Linked DNA regions of Homo sapiens: region 2 is linked to region 1. A link is an interaction called in ENCODE POLR2A ChIA-PET data of the cell type or tissue named here. Cell type or tissue: Panc1. All regions are shown on one strand.

What was found. ChIA-PET counts read pairs that join two places held together with the same protein. Peaks named below come from ENCODE experiments on the same cell type or tissue, not always from the same donor. Only the 100,000 strongest peaks of a DNase experiment are listed, where the experiment ranks them.
Region 2: POLR2A ChIA-PET joins it to region 1 with 9 read pairs; 12 of 35 experiments call an interaction of 5 or more read pairs at or near these places.

Annotation. Positions count from the first base shown.
Region 1 is chr19:39,429,601-39,432,100 of GRCh38, forward strand. No RefSeq gene overlaps it. Among named protein-coding and RNA genes, the nearest start is that of RPS16, 5.1 kb to the right of the region's middle. RefSeq lists an enhancer at 1,844-1,963. In Panc1, no CTCF peak of the experiment used is centred here; DNase peaks (open chromatin) are centred at 1,361, 2,152 and 2,406; H3K4me3 peaks cover 1,075 bases; H3K27ac peaks cover 2,344 bases.
Region 2 is chr19:39,361,790-39,364,289 of GRCh38, forward strand. All of the region lies in intron 3 of SAMD4B (sterile alpha motif domain containing 4B), which reads left to right. Among named protein-coding and RNA genes, the nearest start is that of SAMD4B, 21 kb to the left of the region's middle. In Panc1, no CTCF peak of the experiment used is centred here; a DNase peak (open chromatin) is centred at 1,104.

The sequences.
Region 1 (2,500 bases):
GGCTCACTGCAACCTCTGCCGCTGGAGTTCAGTGGTGCGATCTTGGCTCACTGCAACCTCTGCCGCTGGAGTTCAATGGTGCGATCTTGGCTCACTGCAACCTCTGCCTCTGGGGTTCAAGTGATTCTCCTGCCTCAGCCTCCCAAGTAGCTGGGATTGCAGGCGAGTGCCACCACGCCCAGCTAATTTTTTTGTATTTTTGGTAGAAACAGGGTTTCACCATGTTGGCCAGGCTGGTCTCAAACTCCAGACCTCGTGATCCACCCACCTCGGCCTCCTAAAGTGCTGGGATTACAGGCATGAGCCACCGTGCCTGGCCTTTTTTCTTTTTTGAGACGGACCCTTGCTCTGTGGCTCAGGTTGGAGTGCAGCGGCAAGGTCTCAGCTCACTGCAACCTCTACCTCCAGGGTTCAAGCAATTTTCCTGTCTCAGCCTCCTGAGTAGCTGGGACTACAGGCACACGCCACCACACCCAGATAGTTTTTGTATTTTTAGTAAAGACGGGGTTTCACCATATTGGTCAGGCTGGTCTCCAACTCCTGACCTCAGGTGATCCACCCGCCTTGGCCTCCCAAAGTGCTGCGATTACAGATGTGAGCCACCACGCCTGGCTTTTTTTTTTTTTTTTTTTTGAGGCGGAGTCTCGCTCTGTCGTCCAGGCCAGAGTACAGTGGTGCAATCTCTCAGCTCACTGCAACCTCCACCTCCCGGGTTCAAGCCATTCTCCTGCCTCAGCCTCCCAAACAGCTGGGACGACAGGCACCCGCCACCATGCCCAGCCTTTTTTTTTTTTTTTGTATTTTTAGTAGAGACCAGGTTTCGCCATGCTGGCAAGGCTGGTCTCGAACTCCTGACCTCAAGCCATCCACCTGCCTTGGCCTCCCAAAGTGCTGGGATTACAGGCGTGAGCCACTGGGCCCAGCCCCCGACTCATTTTATGTATCCTGTGTCAGTGCTGTCCCATATAACCTTCCTTGATGACGGAAATGTTCTAATATGTGCAGCCCCGCTTGGTAGCCATACATGGCTTCTGAGCACTGGCTACTGTATTAACTAGGGTAGATACATAGAAAGTGGGCAAGTGGACAGAAAATCTCAAGTTGTAAAACATTCCCCCTGAGCATTTAGGTGCGGGACTTCCCTATTGGCTGCAGAGGCTGGAACTAGGAAGTAGAAATCTCTGCGCTCCCCAAACAATGAAGTTCACTCGCTTCCTATGAGTCATTAGCCACTCAACGAAGTCCTCACTTAACGTCATCAATAGGTTCTGGGAAACCGTGACCTTAAGCGAAACGACGTATAAGGAAACCAGTTTGTTTAAAGGACTGTTATTACAGGATCTGCTTGTTTTGCTTAAGTCCGTTTCCAAGCACCTATACAAAACGCTGAGGATGCACTGTGCTTTGAAGCCCAACTCCTCTTCCAGCACCGGCAGCAACCCTTGCGTCATTTGTGACTCCTTGGGAGGGGGAAGAGGGCTGTGGTCACTCAGTGCCCCATGACGAGCACATGGCCCGGCACAGGTGTTCAAGGAAAGTGAATGAGCAAGTTGAGGCCACAGACACCCGAAAACAACTCATCACAGACATGGTCTCCCTGGCTACTCTTCCTACCGGCCAGCAGACCCTGGTTCCCATGTCCTCTCCCCCAAGGAGTCCACCTGACTCCTCCAGGCTGTCAGGCACCGCTTGAGTCCCACAGCCTCTTGTGCTTTTCCCACAAGCGGCCACCCTGACTCCTTAGCTCCTCATGTTGAGGGGCCACAGGGTAGAGATGGGGCCTCTTGAGCAGATCTGTGACAACCTAAACTAGTAGTCAAGAACCTGGGCTCTAGGTCGGGCGCGGTGGCTCACGCCTGTTAATCCCAGCACTTCGAGAGGCCAAGGCAGGGGGATCTACCTGAGGTCAGGAGTTCAAGATCAGCCTGGATAACATAGTGAAACCCACGTCTCTACTAAAAATACAAAAATCAGTCAGGTGTGGTGGCACTTGCCTGTAGTCCCAGCTACTCAGGAGGCTGAGGCAGAATTGCTTGAACCCGGAAGGCGGAGGTTGCAGTGAGCTGAGATTGTGCAGCTACACTCCAGCCTGGGTGACAGAGCAAGACTCCGTCTCCAAAAAAAAAAAAGGCGGGGGGGGGGGGGCAGGTGTGGCGGCTCACACTTGTAATCCCAGCACTTTGGGAGGCCATGGCGGGTAGATTACCTGAGGTCAGGAGTTCCAGACCAGCCTGGCCAACGTGGTGAAACCGTCTCTACTAAAAATAGAACAATTAGCTGGGCAAGGTGGCAGGCGCCTGTAATCCCAGCTACTCGGGAGGCTGAGACAGGAGAATTGCTTGAACCCGGGAGGCGGAGGTTGCGGTGAGCCGAGATCACGCCATTGCACTCCAGCCAGGGATACAAGAGCAAAACTCTGTCTCAAAAAAAAGAAAAAGAAAAAAAAAGAACCTGGGGTCTTCCACAGCCCGGTTACCTGTCCAAAATGCCACTTTGGGCT
Region 2 (2,500 bases), 68 kb before region 1:
GGTGGGCGCCTGTAGTCCCAGCTACTCAGGAGGCTGAGGCAGGAGAATGGCGTGAACCCAGGAGGCACAGGAGCTTGCAATGATCCGAGATCGCACCACTGCACTCCAGCCTGGGCGACAGAGCCAGACTCCGTCTCAAAGAAAAAAAAAAGTTGCCTGTCTCCAAGCCCTTCTTTAGCTTGGTCCCTTCAAACCTGGAGAGCTGAACAGTGAGGTAGATCCCCTGCTTTTTTGTGGGTTGTATCTCCATGTCCCACCGAACCAACCTTAGTACTTCCTCCAGTTCTCCAGGGAGACCTTGGGTGTGGGTCAGAGCTGCCCAGTTGTCTGCTTCCTGCTCAGATAGATCAGGTAGCACAGAGCTGACCTAGGTGAATATGTCCCTAGCTTTGTGTTAGAATCCCCCAGGGCCTTTCTAAAAATAATGTGAAGCCCAGGTCCTATCCCTGGAGATTTAAAGCTCCCTGGTTGACTCTTGGGTGCACCCAGTGGAGAACCACTTGTCTTGATGCTGACGCTGATTTTGGGTAGGCCCGGGAAGCTGGTGAGGATACTGTTGTGTGACCTACTAGAAGTGGGGAGTCGGGGCTTATAGCTGTGGAAAGCCTGGCCTAGGTCATCGCTTCCTCTCAGGCAGCTGGGAAGGTATAGGGAAGTCCTCCAGCACAGGCAGCCAGCATCAGTTTCATGGAAGTAGGACATGAGGCGCAACACCTAGAAACAGAAAAGCAATATTCCAAGGGTCTCTGGAACAGGGAAGAAGAGGTCCCAGGTTACCCCTTGTTGTAATCCCTGTTTGTTCTCCAGGTGCTGTCTTCCCTGCCTCTTTGGAGCTAGAACAATAACCCTGGTCCTCTCCTTTCCTCTGATGCTGACTTGGACCAGAAGGCTGTTCCTATGGACAGGAGGAAGGAGACTAGGGGGGTCAGGGGAGCTGAATTCCACTTCCCTCCACTGTCCTGTAGCTTCCTGGGAGACATTTCCTGCATTTTCTTCCCACCTCCTATTCTGAGTCAGTCCCCATATCTAGCAGGTTTAAACTCCTCCCTCTCTGGCTCATTCAGTCTGGGTGGGGAAACTGAGGTCAGGAGGGGCAATGGCAAGTGAGTCATCAGAGCTCAGCCCTGTCCTCCACCCTCCACTTTCAGGCTCTGCTTGACAGTTCATCAAACAAAAATGTGAGCCCCCTGCCCTCCCCTGTGTCCATGTGAGCAGGGGTGAGGCAGAGAAGGTCATGTTTAGAGCCAAACCCTAGCCCCTCTGACTGGTGCCTGAGGCTACTCCAATTGTTGCACCAGGCCAGTACATAAAAATGGGTTTGCTCTTAGAGCAGTCTCGATTGGTGCCTGTAATTTGCCAGGACCCAGGGTCATGACCTACTTAGCTCTAGTCACCTGGCCAGCTCTGCCCTGCTGCCACTATAGCCAGGGAGGACATTTATACGCACAGCATTCCTCAACCTCTCCATGTTTGCAGAGTCCAAGTTTGCAGCTTGGTGAGAAGCAGCCGTTGGTGTCTTGGCATTCCCCAGCCCCTTCCCCCATCTGCCCACCTCCAGAATTTCATCATTGCTTGTTGTACTTCTAGCTCCAAGGAATCAGAGATGTGTCTGTTTTTGGTAAATAACTGTATGAAATTCCCCACCCCTGTCGGGAATCTTAAGGGGAAGGCCCAGATGTGCTTTTGTACATGAACTGTTCCCACCAGCCCTGAAACAGCATGGGCTCTAGATTCAACGAGGAGCAACAACAATAATAGTTAAAATGTACTTGAGCACTTACCACATGCCAGACGCTTTGCATGATTGTCTCATTGACTCTTTACAACAATCCTGTGAGGTAGAGGCCTTACAGTCCCCATTTACAGAAGAGACCAAGGATCAGAGAGGTTAAAGGACTGGCCCACAATGATATTGAGTTAGGTCATGGAGGCAGAGCTAGATTTTGAATCCAGCAAGTTTGCCTGTTGAACTTGTGCTCTTACTTAGTATACTCTGCTAGGACCTGAGACAGAGTACACCACTACCTTCCAGGGGACCATCTGGGTTCAATTGTGCAGGTATTCGTTGGGCCTCTGCTGTGCCTCCACTCTGGGCCAGGCTTTTTCTGATCTGGGCAGGAAACTAGAAGTTCCATCCCCACCCATTATTTACAGCCCCAGCTGGGCTCACCCCAAGGGGCCTGAGGCTGCACAAATTACTTGGGCCAGTTCCAGTGCTCACTGATGCTTCTCAGTCATGGGAGGCCCGCCCTCCCCACCACCACCACACAGACACATGAACACACATTTCCCCAGAATCAGCCTCCATTTGTCCAAAACCACTCTCCCCTTTCTCGGCAGCAGAACAAGGTCCTGCATTGAGCCCAACCCTTGGGGCTGTTCTGTCATGTCCCCTGGCAGTACCAGAGAAGCTGTGTCCCTTAGCCCTGGGGTCCTGGCAGTACTCTGGAGTGGGGAAAGGACTAGACAAGGCTTCTCTCTGTCCCAGATGCCTCTGGCT